5 separate regions of the Homo sapiens genome follow, and regions 1, 2, 4 and 5 are each linked to region 3. A link is a contact called in ENCODE Hi-C or POLR2A ChIA-PET data. All regions are on one chromosome and are shown on one strand. The core of a region is the stretch at or near the end of the contact, and the rest is flanking DNA. Distances in the headings are between cores, read along the strand shown.

Region 1 (2,700 bases), core at 48-2,547, 290 kb before region 3:
CACCCTTAAGAAAGTTCTTTGTAATTCTCCCCACCCTTGAGAATGTACTTTGTGAGATCCACCCGCTGCCCACAAAACATTGCTCCTAACTCCACTGCCTATCCCAAAACCTGTAAGAACTAATGATAATCCCACCACCCTTTGCTGACTCTCTTTTCGGACTCAGCCCGCCTGCATCCAGGTGAAATAAACAGCCTTGTTGCTCACACAAAGCCTGTTTGGTGGTCTCTTCACACAGATGCGTGTGACATTTGGTGCTGAAGACCCGGGTCAGAGGGACTCCTTCGGGAGACCAGTCCCCTGTCCTCACCCTCACTCCGTGAAGAGATCCACTTACGACCTCGGGTCCTCAGATCAACCAGCCCAAGGAACATCTCACCAATTTCAAATTGGGTAAGTGGTCTTTTCACTCTCTTCTCCAGCCTCTCTTGCTACCCTTCAATCTCTCTGTCCTTCCAATTCCAGTTCTTTTTCCTCTCCAGTAGAGACAAAGGAGACACATTTTATCCGTGAACCCAAAACTCCAGGGCCGGTCACAGACTCAGGAAGACAGTCTTCCCTTGCCATTTAATCACTGCGGGGACGCCTGCCTGATTATTCACCCACATTCCATTGGTGTCCGATCACCGCAGGGACGCCTGCTTTGGTCATTCACCCACATTCCCTTGGTGGCAAGTCAATTGCGGGGACGCCTGCTTTGGCTGCTCACCCACATTGCAGCCCAGGGCTGCTCCCCACCCCCTTCTCCATATCTCTACCCTTCTCTTTAAACTTGCCTCCTTCACTATGGGCAAACTTCCACCCTCCATTCCTCCTTCTTCTCCCTTAGCCTATGTTCTCAAGAACTTAAAACCTCTTCAACTCTCACCTGACCTAAAATCTAAGCATCTTATTTTCTTCTGCAACACCACTTGGCCCCAATACAAACTAACAATGGTTCTAAATGGCCAGAAAATGGCACTTTTCATTTCTCCGTCCTACAAGACCTAGATAATTTTTGTTGAAAAATGGGCAAATGGTCTGAGGTGTCTTACGTCCAGGCATTTTTCACACTTCGTTCCCTCCCTAGTCTCTGTTCCCAATGCGACTCGTCCCAAATCCTCCTTCTTTCCCTCCCACCTGTCCCTTCAGTCCCAACCCCAAGCGTCGCTGAGTCTTGTGAATCTTCCTTTTCTACTGAACCATCTGACGTCTCACCTTCTTCCCAGACTGCTCCTCCTCAGCTCGCTCCCCACCAGGCTGAATCAGCCTCCAACTCTTCTTCAGCCTCTGCTCCCACATCCTATAACCCTTCTATTACCCGCCCTCCCCACACCCAGTCTGGTTTTCAGTTTCGTTCTGCGGCTAGCTCTCCCCCACCTGCCCAACAATTTCCTCTTAGAGAGGTGGCTGGAGCTGAAGGCATAGTCAGGGTACATGTGCCTTTTTCTCTATCAGACCTTTCCCAAATCAGCCAGCATTTAGGCTCTTTCTCATCAGACCCCACTAAATATATACAGGAATCCCGATATCTAACTCTGTCCTACAGTTTAACCTGGAGTGACTGAAATGTCATCCTGACTTCTACCCTCTCCCCAGATGAACGGGAAAGAGTTTTTTCTCTAGCCCAATCTCACGCTGATAACCGCCGGCTTCATGAACCTGACCTCCAGGAAGGCAGTAGAGCAGTTCCCCGAGAGGACCCCCAATGGAACTATCAGGCAGATTCCCCAGGTATGGCTAGGCGAGATTACATGGTTTCCTGCCTAGTTGAAGGGCTTAAAAAGGCAGCTTACAAAGCTGTTAATTATGACAAACTTAGAGAAACTACCCAAGGTAAAGACGAAAACCCAGCTCAGTTCATGGCCCGCTCGGCAGCAACCCTTACACACTTTACCGCCCTAGACCCAGAGGGGCCAGAAGGCCGCCTTATTCTTAATATGCATTTTATCACCCAGCTCCTGACATTAGAAAAAAGCTTTAAAAATTGGAATCCGGCCCTCAAACCCCACAACACGAATTAATCAACCTCCCCTTCAAAGTGTACAATAATACAGAGGAGGTAGCCAGGCAGCAACGCATTTCTGAGTTACAGCTGCTCGCCTCCGCTGTAAGACAGCCCACAACCACGTCTCCAGCATACAAGAACTTCAGAACATCCAAGCCACAGCTCCCAGGGGCTCCTTCAAAACATCCTCGTGGACCTTGCTTCAAATGCTAAAAGCCTGGCCACTGGGCCTCAGAATGCCCGCAGCCCGGGATTCCTCCTAAGCCGTGCCCTGTCTGTGCGGGCCCCCGCTGGAGGTCGGACTGTCCGACTCACATCACTGCCACTCCTAAAGCCCCTGGAGCCCAAACCCTATGTTCCTTGGCCGACTCCTTCCCAGATCTCCTCGGCTTAGCAGCTGAAGACTGACGTAGCCCGATCGCCTCAGAAGCCTCCTGGACCATCACAGACGCTGAGCTTCGGGTAACTCTTAAAGTGGAGGGTAAGTCCATCCCGTTTAATCGATATGGGGGCTACCCACTCCACATTATCTTCTTTTCAAGGGCCTGTTTCCCTCGCCCCCATAACTGTTGTGGGTATTGATGGCCAAGCTTCAAAACCCCTTAAAACTCCCCCACTCTGGTGCCAACTTGGACAACGTTCTTTTATGCACTCTTTTTCAGTTATCCCCACCTGCCCAGCTTCCTTATTAGGCTGAGACATTTTAACCAAAT
Region 2 (2,700 bases), core at 57-2,556, 440 kb before region 3:
TACATAAATACACAAAATAAAATACTTTTATAATAAACCAGTAAACATGTTTCCTTGAGTTTTGTGACCAAATTAATCAAAGCCAAGGAGGGAGGTCACGGGAACTTTGATTTATAGGTGGCCGGTCAGAAGCACAGGTAAAACAACCTGAGGCTTGCCATTGGCACAGAAAGTGGGCACAGTCTTGTGAGACTGAGCCCTCCACTTGTGTGATTTGATGCTATCTCCAAGTAGAGAGCTTCGGAATTGACTTGTAGGGCACCAAGTTGGCATCCCCTGCAGAGCTGACTGTTTGCCTGATGTTTGGGGGAAAATCCCCACACACCACACATCAGGTGTCAAAAGTGTGTTGTGAGTACAGCAGGAGAAACTGAGTGTGCTTTTTCTACACACTTGGTCAATTAAATCAGCTGGAGAATGAGGAATCAAGGAATCACGCTCCTCTGAAGTGGGTAAATGAGGGAACTCAGCATATTCTTTTATAGGCCCTATAATTTTCTCTTTAAAATGTTTACAGTTTACAAGGTGATTAAACCTTCACTTCACTGTCACAATCGTTCTCGAAGAGAGGAATGCTGGGGTGATTATCCTCGGATAAATGACTTACAGCAGTCCCAAAATATTCAGGCCCTGGTTTCCAATTTTGAATAACAATCCACAAGGGCTTCTTTCCCTTGCACCTGAACTGCAGACAAGCCTCCGCTAAAACCCCAGCTTTGCCACACACTCTGTAGTTTTGGCAAATCCCGTGCTAGGGGATAAAAATATTACTTGAGCCACCTAGAACTAAATGATGGCACCTTAAGAGGTGCTTCGGGAGGAACCGGAGCCCCTCGCTGGGAGCTGTCATTCCTTGGTCCCTCTCCAGCTCCAGAGGAACCTAGTCAGGAAGCCTCGCAGGGCGGAGCCATCCGAATTGTAAACAATGGCGGCCTAGCCTCTTCCGTTCCCCGAGGAACCCGGAGGGCGAGCCGCCTAAGCTGGACCTGAGGGTATCGCGGATTTGCGTCTGGGGCCCCGGAGACCCTCTGTAGCCCAGGGCCTGCTGACATCCCGAGAGCCTCTGGAGCCAAGGCCCGTGCAGCTCTGGTCTCGAGGCCTTTCCCCGCAAACCGCAGGTCCGGCGAGGACTCGGGACCCCGAACTCACCCAGCTGGCGAGGGAGAAGACACCCAGCACAGCCCCCATGGTGACGCCAGTGATGGAGGTGGCCGGTCCTGAGGCTGCTTTCTAACACGGTGGTAACTGCCAGCTGAGGTGACTCCCCAGAAACATGACGGTTTCTCAGGCCGGAAACGCAGCCTTCCACAGACGCACGGATGCGTCACGGCGTGGCCCCGCCCACCGTCCGCGACCGGAGCGGCAGAGGGGGGCGCCTGTCATTGGCTGAGGGGGAAGGTGGGGCTAAACCATCCTGGGGTTGCAGGAACTGTGAAGGTGTCATTCCTTACATCATTTGTATTCATTGTGCAAAGATCTGGAAGTTACAGAAGTGTACAGAGAGGCACAGTACGCTCAGAATTTATTCTCTAGTTAATAGGAGATCTGACAACATAAATGCACCGTGCCCCAATGTAATGAATACGATGAAGTAGTATGGGGGAATAGGCTTTCAATAAAGGTGTATTTAGTGCCTCCTATTGTAAGGGGAAAGTAATTTAGCTGGGCAGTAGTCTTGGAAGGCTTCTCTGAAGGATTTATTTTTTAATCTGCGAACTAAAGGATGAGTCCAAATTAACCTAGAAACGATGGAAATCGTATCCTAAAATGTGGGATGCACCCCATTTGGGAAAAATGAATGGCTCTAAGGGTGCATGAAGGACATTAAGCGATATTAAACAGCAGAGTGAGAACGTCCCATTTCAAACCAACAGGCTAGTTGTTTGAGGCCAGTATGGTATTTAACATTTTTCTAGTATTTATCTCCCTTTCTAACAGAGTAAAGCCTTCATTTTCCAGATCTCTCAAACAGGCAACCATGCCTGCAGTTTTAAAATATTGTTTTGTTTTGAGGTGTGTGTTAGCAATAACCTTTTCATTTCTTCCGAGCAATGCTGATTTCCCATTTAAGCAGTGATGTAAATATTCCTTTCAAAATACATGTCAAATTTGAGAGTTCACTTAAAGAAGAAAATGAAAACATTTTTTACTTACACATATAATAGTTTAGGTGGAATGTGGCAAACAATGATGATGTCCGGACAACAAGGTGTCACACTTCAATATCTTCTCCTGTGGTGTGTTAATCTTCCCTGATAGATAAAACTCTCTGGAAGGGGATTCATAATTGAATTCCTTCTGGATTGTCAGCCTTTAGTCTGATAAGGGAAATTCATGAAAAGCCCCTCTCTCCATGTGCTGTTCCCCAAGCAATCATCATACCAGTGTGGCATATTTGGGGATGTTATTTCCTGGATTCCTTGAAAATGTATTCCAAATTCATCTTTTACAGAAATGGAATGAGGCTCAAAGTTTGCCCAAGGCCATGAAAAGGGCTGATGAAAGAAGAAAGAGAACTACTCACATTTAATAATTCCTACCTCTCTTTTCCCAGATCCCTCTCCTCACCACACATACACAAATACCAGCTCAAGTCAAGTTGCTTCAGGACCACTGAACTTTCCAGGTAGTCCTTAACATTCTTGCTTCTTCCTGTCTGAGTATTGCTGGTCTGGACTTAAGAGAGCTGACTGTGATAAA
Region 3 (2,700 bases), core at 1-2,500:
GATCGTGTCTAAAATGTCTAGCACATGGTAAATCACTCAAGAGATGCTAGCCAAGAAAAGGAAAAAAAGGAAGGCGGCAAAGGGAAATAGGTACTGAACGGTGACTCACAGAAACCAGGATCCAAGGCTCCTTTCAAAAGTCAAGGCTTTAACCAATGAGGGTTTCTGATTAAGTCACCCTGGAGAAGGGGCTTTGGGCAAAGGTCTGCGGTATGCTGACGAAAGCTGGACGCTGGGAGAACTGGTAAGAATATGCTATTCTTCTGTTTCAAACTCTCCAGTAGCTTCCCATCCAGCAGCTTTCATGCCAAGCTTCCAGTTTGGCATGAAATCCGAACTCCTTAGCAGAGTTTACAACACCTCCACAATAAATAAGGGTCTGCCTTCCTAACTGACCTCATGTCTTCCTATTCCCTGCCCTGGCTCACTATGCTTTGACCCCTGAAACACACCATGTTTATATCGTCTTGGAGGGGGGGCCTTTCTCATTGCAGTTCACTTCAGGACCGAAAACCTTGTGCGCTTGGCTTCTCATCATTTAGACATCACCTCAAATATCACTTCTTTACAGATGTTGCCCTTGATCTCCCACTCCAGTCAACTCTATCACATCACCCTATTTGTCTTCTTCCTAACCCTGATTATCCCACAGGTCTCGTTTACTTACTGACTCGCTTAAGACTCACGTCCTCCCCACCGCCCCCACAAGAATGCGCTGTCCTTGAGAGAAGGGACTTTTTGTGTCTTGTTACACAGGCGGTATATAACAGCTACTCAACAAATACTAACTGAAAAATGAATTGCTGCGGGGGAGGAGGGTTTAGCTTTCTTCTCAGGGCTCAGAACGAGGCCTAAATAACTTAGGATGGGGGCCAACAGGGCAGTTAACAAGCAGGTGGAAAGAAAGGGCCGAGGAAGTTTCTGGTAGGATGCCGGAGTCGGAAGGGGCTGGAAGGGTGGGAGGGCCGGGCAGGACTGCTGGCCGCCGCGCGAGGCCCGGGCGGTGGTTGCGGGAGTTGGAGGAGCAGGCCCGGAGGTGAGATGGGGGCCGGGGTCGTACCTTGCGCCTGCAGCACCCGCAGCGCGCGGCCGTAGAGCGCGGAGGCCTCGGCGTACTGGCCGTTGCGGAAACTCTCATTGCCGGCGGCGCGGAGCTCCTCCACAGAGTCTGGGAATTTGGGGGCCATCCCGTGGCCAGGCCGGCGAGTTGGGAGCTCCTTCCTTCCTCCCCCGTGTGGTGCGGCACACCTTCCGGGCGCAAGCGCCGGCGGCGAATATCTCCGCCCAACAGCGAACCCGCGGCGAGGGGGCGGGGCCTGCGAGACCTGGAGGCCCGGAGCGTCCCGCCCTCTGCGCGTGCTCGGTTTGGAACTTAGGCTCCCTTGCACGCGGGGCGGCAGCATGCTCTGGGCTCCCTGAGTTGCTAGAACGCCGTGGATGACGCAGGGAAGGAGGCTGGCCCCGCTATCAGGGAGATTATGTCCTAGTGGGGTCCCCACAGGCAATTAACTGATAAGCAAACGAAGACTCTCATTTCATGTGATTAGTGCTGTAAGGAAAACAAAACAGGATAATGCAATGGAAAGTGACCACGTGTGGGCTATTTTAAATAAGGGGATGAAGGAAGGCCTTTCTCAGGGGGTAATAGTTGAGCTGAGACCAGACAAGATTTAGGGAATGCTGTTCCAGCCAGAGGGATGGTAAGTGCAAAGGTTCCAAGGCTAGAAAGTACCTGGTACCTAGTGCTCTATAGATATTTATTTAATAAATTAATGCACAGGTGGATTGATGGTGTCAAAGTCAACATATAGAGATGAATCTCTAAAGTTTAAATATTTTATTTGGCAATCAAGAATTGCAATTCAGGGCTTACACACAGACCAGGTTGTCTTTGGTATGTCAGAAGAACAAAGAGAAGGTTTGGAGATTTTTATAAAACAGAAATGTTACATATTGCTCTTCAAGGAAGTTTACAGGCACTAGTAAAGTGGGGGTTTATCAGCTTCTTGGGGAGCTGGCAAGCTTTGATTGGTAAGTGATAGTGGTGGATAAAACTCAGAATTGTAGCAGGCTGTTTCAGTAGCTATTAGATAAAACTGGTTTTAGGTTACAGCAGGCAGTTTTAGCAGCCAGGCTTGCAAAAAATTACTTTTTTGGAGCAATGTTATATGCCCTGAGTATTTGTTCCCCTGGCTTTTCAATTCTGTCTTAGTTGGATATGACAAGAATGACCCAATTCGTATGATCAGCTTTCAGAATGGATGAAGATCTTTCACAGAGTGTGACTTCAATTTATCTCCAGCCTCATCTGACGACTCTATGTCCCACGCATTGCTATCTACACACACTAAATTCTTGCTTCCTAGCCTTTGCTTGTTATCTCCTTCTCCTGGATTTTTTTTTCTAAATACTTTTTCTCCTGCCTAATCCTGAATTAACTTATAACATTCCATTCAAACATCATCTTCTCTGAAAGCCTTTCCTGCTTCCAGCCCCCTCCCCACCCCCCACTATGCTCCCTTTGCTCCCTATTGGTCTCTAGCTTTATCCCTAACTTTGCATTAGTCACCCTTTGATTGCCAGTTTGTAGTTTTCCTTAAACACTGCGAGGTCTTTAATGGCAGGAAGTGGGTCCTTTTTATCTTTGTTTATCCAAGACCCTAATAGGGTCTGGCATCCAATAAAAGTCATTGATTGATA
Region 4 (2,700 bases), core at 111-2,610, 480 kb before region 3:
GACAACAGAAGCCAGAGGTTGAGGTGATTTGAAGAAGGGGCCATAAGCTAAGGAATGCAGGTGGCCTCTACAAACTGTAAAAGGAAAGGAACTGATGCTTCCTCCAAATCCCCAAAAGAATGCAGCCTTGCCAACACCTTGATTTTAGACTTTTGACCTAGAGAACTGCAAGAGAATATATCTGTGTTGTTTCAATCCATGAAGTTTGCAGTAATTCCTTGTAACAGTAACAGGAAAATAATACATAGATTTAGCAAACAAAACAAAATCCAGGATGCCCAGTAGTCATATTTGAATTTCCTATAAACAACAATTTTTAAAGTATAAATGTGTCCCAAATGTTGCATAGGACACACTTATCTGTGTGTATGTGTGTGTGTGTTTGGAAAGGAACATGCTTAAATGTTTATCTGAAATTCAAACTGTAGTGAATGTTATATATTTTGTCTGTCAATCTTAGAAGTGATGAAACTGAGAGCAGGAGTCAAAACTCATGATTCCCAGGTCGCCTCCATACTGCTGCCCCCTGCCCCTCAATCTGGCAGAAACTGCCACGTTCTTGTGGCCCTCATGGGTCACTTCCCATCTTCTTGGGACTCCTCTTGCCCCTGGGGTAGGAAAATGAAAAGACTGTTTAAGGTCGTTTCTTTAGGCTCAGAGTTCTCCTGGACCACCAGAGGTTCTGCCTCAGAGGGACCTAGGAGATTTGCCTCAAAGTTGCAGTTGCACAAAATACTTGCGGGCGGATCTTAATGGACTGGGGTGGGAGTTAGTAAAGCCTTTGTCTGGAGGGAACGTAATGAACCCCAAAGCAGGAAAAAAGTAATTATTGAATCAGGCTCCAGAGCAAGAATCAGGTTTCAGGTAAGGAAACGGAAGCACAAGAAGGAATGGGGACTTGCTCCAGGTCACTCAGTTAATGACAGACAGATGTCCCCTGGTTTGGAGTCTCCCTTTTTGGAGCAGCTAGTCCTGATAGCAGCCATAGTGGGGGGAAGTCTAGAATGCTAATCCTGAGGTCCGGGTTTGAAGCCCTTTACTGCCTTGATTGCCAGTTTCCCTTTCCTGAAATAGGGGAATTGCATAAATATGAGGAGTTAATGAGATCATGGATGTTAAACAACAGGTACATGTTAGCATGTTCTTGGAAAATGGCAGCTTCTTTCCTTCCTTCTCTGAGCCTCAGTTTCCCCATCTATAAGCCGGGTTTGACAAGCGGCTGGTGCCCCAGCTCCTCCCAGCCACTCCAGGTCCGCAGCTCGGAGCTCCGGCAGCCAGGTGGGGACTGAACACCAACGCCGCGGGGAGGCGTCGCACATGCGCGCTCCTAGGCGGAGCCCCGCCTCCCACGCCCTGGATCGTCACTTCCGGCGCGAGAGGCCGGGCAGGCCGGGCAGGGAGTGCGGGTCGGTTCTGCGTGCGCTGCCGGACGAGGCTCCCGCCGCCGATTGACCCGCGCTCCGCCCGTAGTCGGGCCGGTGAGTGCCCGCGAGCCCATCCGTGTGCCCTGGGAGCTGAGGAGAGGGACCCCTGAGAGGGAAGGATAACCGGAAGTGGGGACCAGAGGAGCGAGAGACCCCAGGAAATGGGGACACCTGGGGAGGGGGTGACAGCCGGAAGTGGGGGCCTCGGAAGGTTGTCCACGGGATATGGGGTCTCGGGGGCTCTAGGAGAGATGGCTTCCTGACCTCTCCTTGTTGAGAGGAAGGGGTGGAAAGGAAAGTGATGCTCCAGAAAGGATGGGCTCCAGGTGGGGGAGATCTTTGGCTTCACCGTTACCAATGGTGTCTGCATCTCACTCATATGTCCGCCTGTCAGCTCATTCACCAGCCTGTGACTGAGTCCTGCTGAGCGCTCGGCACTGCTGAGTCCCTGGAGAGTCAACATGAAGCTCCAGGTGGAGGGTACAGATTAGAAGCCCAGGGTGGGGCTAGACGCATCCTTGCTCTGCCTCACCGGGTGTGCCCCCTTGGGCGAATCGCTTAACCTATATCCTCCGCTGATGTGTACAGACCACTGCCATGTGCCCGGCACTGGGGGTGGCAGTGGACATGGCAGACAAGCCCTCTGCCCTCGTGGAACTTAGATTCTAGGGGACAGTCCTTTTTGTCCTCCTTTGTAAAATGGCAACAGTAATAGCGCTCTCACCAAATAACGTGAAGATTAAATGAGGAAATGGGTAAAGGGCTTAGCAATGCTTGATACATGGTAAAATGCTCAAGTATGCATTCTCTTCATTCCACTATAATGTAAGCTTTATTAGGCAAGGAATTGTATTGTTTGCGTCTGTGTTCCCAGTGCCTGTGAGCACAGTGCCTGACATATATGGTAGGTGATCGGTAATTATTTGATAAATGAGTGCGTGGTGAAACTGACTCTAGATAAATGCCCATAGCATTGGACTGTAATTTCTAAAAAAGAAATAGGAACCCAGTTCTGTGGAAAACTGGAGGGAATCACCCTCAGGGAGTTTGGGAAGGATTCACTGAGGTGGTGACATGGCAGCTGAGCCTGAGCTGTCAAGTTAGGAACAAATTAGAAGAGGAAATTCCAGGCAGAGTGTATCAGAAGTGCACGAGTTATTCCAAGGATGATGGGTTATTAGTTTGTTTTGACTGGCATTTAATGTGCATCAAGGTGGGGTGCGATGGAAAATGAGGCTGGAGAGGGGCTTTGAGGTGAGGCTTGTACCTTGTGAAC
Region 5 (2,700 bases), core at 83-2,582, 380 kb before region 3:
CTCCTAAGGATGTTATGAGAATCAAATGAGATTATGTACAACGAGAGCAAACATTTATTCAATACTTAGTATGTACCAAATACTTTCAGTTTCCTTACATGTGTTTTTTAATTCTCACAATCCTAAAACAGAGGCACTAGTATCCCACTTGACAGTTAAAAAAACTGAAGTTCAGAGAAATTAAGTCAGACAGGACTCAGATCCACATCTGTGGCTCCCAAATGATGTTCCTAACCACTATGCATGTCACTCGCTCCCCATTGTACACGAAAGTAGAGAGATGTTCTTTGTCTTTACCATCAAGCACTCTCCAAATGCAAGAAATGATCTCTCGTAACCACTGCTGTTCCATGTTGGTCCCTAAGGACACTTATAGCCTGTTACTTGTTTGTCTTATCTTGTAGTTTATGCTGCTGCTTTTCATGTCCCTAAGGACTTGTTCAGTGAATTCTTTTGGTTTTACTCCCAGAGAATCTGTTCATCTCCTTCATAAAGGGGGTTAAAGGTGCCCAGCTGAGCCTGGCATCTTGGGCAGTGGCCTCTGACTTCTCCAGGGTTCTTCCTTCCCTCAAGCATGTAGTTGGGTAGCTTGTAGTAAAATGCTCTATAATGCATTTGTTTATAAGTTCCCCAGTCACTGATTTTTACTCATTGAATCTCAGAAGTGGAAAGCACCAAAGCCAGCATTTTGTTGATAGGGAAACTGAGGTCCAGAGAGGGATGTGACTTGCTTGAGGTCATTCATTCAGTTGAAGGCCTGACCAAGACTGGAACCCAGTTTCCCAGGGGACACACCAGTGCTGTTTCCAAGCCTTCCCCGGGGGCACACATCACCTCCCCTACATGAAGGACAAACTCATGTACTGTGCCCAGCATGTACCTAGGAGACCTGGGAGAAATGAAACAACTTGGAAAATTGGGCAGGAAGAAAGAGATGGGTGTGGGGTGGGGTGAAGATCTCCACCCTAACTAGTATATTATATACCAAAGAAAGGAATTAAACACACAGGAAAGCAGACAACCCACTAAGAAGCAAAGGAATTTACCCAGGAACCCTGGCTCAGTGAGTGGATAGGAAGCCTTTTGTCACTAAAGCTGCAGGGTTGAAAATTGAAGGAAGGATATTAGGCAAGCGTGGTGGCCTGGGATGCAGTTACAGCCCCCTGGCTCATTGTCCAAAGGAAATGGATCTCTCCTGTGGACAGAGAGGTGGAAACTGAGTGAGTGAGTTGTGTGGTTGACATCATCAGGCTGAGCATTGGATTACAACAAATGGGGACTTACTTGGCCCGAGACATGGGAAACACCCACTAAAACCTCAAAGTGCTTTTCATTTAGGAGACACGGGGAAGAGACAGAGAGGAGGGTAAAGTGAGAATCCTGCCCGCACCACAGGTCTGGACTGCTAACCTTGAATCCTGGTTTCTTAAATTCTGCCTCCGCTTCTGACTGAGGACCACTGGATTTTGAGGAAACTTTGGTCTTGTAAGTAGAACTTTACTCTCCTCCCCTGCCCAACACCCCCAGGGAGAAGCAGAGCTTGGAGGCAGAGCTCTCTGGAGAGCTTGCTTTCCAGCCTGTTGGCCACAAAATGTCTATTTTTATATAATGATATATGTGAGCTTGCTCTGAAAATTATGGCCTTGTCTGAAACTGCCTAAGGCTAGTCGGAGCCTCCAGTCTCACAAATGGGCTCCATTCAGATGCTGTTTCATTTTTACTCAAAGAACTTTGACAGAGTATTCAGAGCTTTAAAAGCAGCTCCTTGCTCCAAATATAGGTGAAGAAATAAATCTTCCCTAAGAAATTCGTGTTTGTAAAACCCTTTCTTTTTTTCTGATTACAAAGGTGGTATAATAATTTTTAAACATTCTAGAAAGAAAAGTCTCCGAAAGTAGTGAAAATTCCCTATTATCTTCCCCCTCAGGAACATGGTTGTTGTGTTAAATTTCAGTTACAGATATGGTCAGACTCCATGAATTTACCACATATAAACCCAGTGCTGCAGCAGCTGTGTGGAAAACTCCAAGATGGAAAGGGGTTGGAAATCTTTAACCTTGGGTTTGCGATCTTTTTATTGCTTCCTTTTAAAAATTTGCTGTTTATGCCTGGAATATAAACAGGACATGTAAGCCTTTAGGCATTTTATTTGTTGGTATCTGTTTTCAGGGTTTGAAACTAAGCAAGCTACTCTGTAGAGAGGGAAAGAGGGGGCCCTTGCTGTACCCAGGTCCCTTACTTGGTGGGTCCCTGAACTGAGGAGGATTCCTAGGTGGCTTGAGATGGCTTGCAGTGTGCTAACAGGGGAGGTGTCCCCTCTTAGCAGGTTAAGTATATTTGAAAAGTTACAGCTAACGGGAAGATTTCAGCTTCAACAAAAAGCTACCATATATTAGAAGGGTCACCCAAGGAAACTGTCACCTTGGGCAAGTGTTTCACACTCTCTGGGTCTTGTTTCTTTATTTGTACCTAATGAGGGGACAAAACTAGATGATCTCTGTATTTCCAAATTCAGTATGAAATGAACTGTCCATATTTCTTTTCCCTTTGTATTGGGCCCTTATGGCTTTAGGAGCAAAGGACCCTAGGTTTTCAGTTTCCCAGAGTAGCTAAAAACGGGTGCCTGTAGGACAGTTAAAAGAAGACATAAAACAGGCAACATTAAGTTACTTCTGAGTTTTTATGGGTCTTTTTCAGATT

The links. A loop is a pair of places that touch in the nucleus more often than their neighbours do. ChIA-PET counts read pairs that join two places held with the same protein, here RNA polymerase II (POLR2A). Pooled maps may share reads with other maps.
Region 1: a loop to region 3 is called in a pooled map, with 2.6 times the contacts of the local background. The contact joins the promoter of LINC01260 here to the promoter of TOMM34 in region 3. A Hi-C loop is called at or near these places in 1 of 168 maps with a recorded cell type or tissue (ovary) and 5 of 50 pooled maps. POLR2A ChIA-PET finds 5 or more read pairs at or near these places in 3 of 52 experiments (activated B cell, activated CD4-positive, alpha-beta T cell and activated T-cell).
Region 2: a map of CD4-positive, alpha-beta T cell shows a loop between it and region 3 (5-fold over the local background). The contact joins the promoter of SERINC3 here to the promoter of TOMM34 in region 3. A Hi-C loop is called at or near these places in 4 of 168 maps with a recorded cell type or tissue (B cell, CD4-positive, alpha-beta T cell, naive thymus-derived CD4-positive, alpha-beta T cell and 1 more), 2 of 37 single-sample maps with no recorded cell type and 14 of 50 pooled maps. POLR2A ChIA-PET finds 5 or more read pairs at or near these places in 2 of 52 experiments (WTC11 and activated CD4-positive, alpha-beta T cell).
Region 4: a loop to region 3 is called in a map of CD4-positive, alpha-beta T cell, with 2.8 times the contacts of the local background. The contact joins the promoter of TTPAL here to the promoter of TOMM34 in region 3. A Hi-C loop is called at or near these places in 2 of 168 maps with a recorded cell type or tissue (CD4-positive, alpha-beta T cell and sigmoid colon), 1 of 37 single-sample maps with no recorded cell type and 7 of 50 pooled maps. POLR2A ChIA-PET finds 5 or more read pairs at or near these places in 1 of 52 experiments (activated CD4-positive, alpha-beta T cell).
Region 5: a loop to region 3 is called in a map of B cell, with 3 times the contacts of the local background. The contact joins the promoter of PKIG here to the promoter of TOMM34 in region 3. A Hi-C loop is called at or near these places in 2 of 168 maps with a recorded cell type or tissue (B cell and OCI-LY7), 15 of 37 single-sample maps with no recorded cell type and 6 of 50 pooled maps. POLR2A ChIA-PET finds 5 or more read pairs at or near these places in 2 of 52 experiments (GM12878 and activated B cell).

Annotation. Positions count from the first base shown.
Region 1 is chr20:44,670,442-44,673,141 of GRCh38, forward strand. LINC01260 (long intergenic non-protein coding RNA 1260) reads right to left here and starts at 1,298. Exons shown (of 5, transcript NR_034104.1): 1 at 1,198-1,298. RefSeq lists enhancers at 37-538, 539-1,038.
Region 2 is chr20:44,520,764-44,523,463 of GRCh38, forward strand. SERINC3 (serine incorporator 3) reads right to left here and starts at 1,307. Exons shown (of 10, transcript NM_006811.4): 1 at 1,150-1,307. The coding sequence starts at 1,188. RefSeq lists enhancers at 518-1,070, 989-1,298, 1,205-1,499.
Region 3 is chr20:44,959,147-44,961,846 of GRCh38, forward strand. It overlaps TOMM34 (translocase of outer mitochondrial membrane 34), which reads right to left and starts at 1,251. Exons shown (of 7, transcript NM_006809.5): 1 at 1,061-1,251. The coding sequence starts at 1,187. It overlaps LOC124904912 (a long non-coding RNA gene), which reads left to right. Exons shown (of 2, transcript XR_007067599.1): 2 at 1-391. RefSeq lists enhancers at 180-269, 1,050-1,099, 1,110-1,199 and a silencer at 1,430-1,509.
Region 4 is chr20:44,474,514-44,477,213 of GRCh38, forward strand. TTPAL (alpha tocopherol transfer protein like) reads left to right here and starts at 1,361. Exons shown (of 5, transcript NM_001039199.3): 1 at 1,361-1,478. RefSeq lists an enhancer at 1,157-1,246 and a silencer at 1,337-1,466.
Region 5 is chr20:44,581,247-44,583,946 of GRCh38, forward strand. PKIG (cAMP-dependent protein kinase inhibitor gamma) reads left to right here and starts at 1,333. Exons shown (of 4, transcript NM_001281445.2): 1 at 1,333-1,485.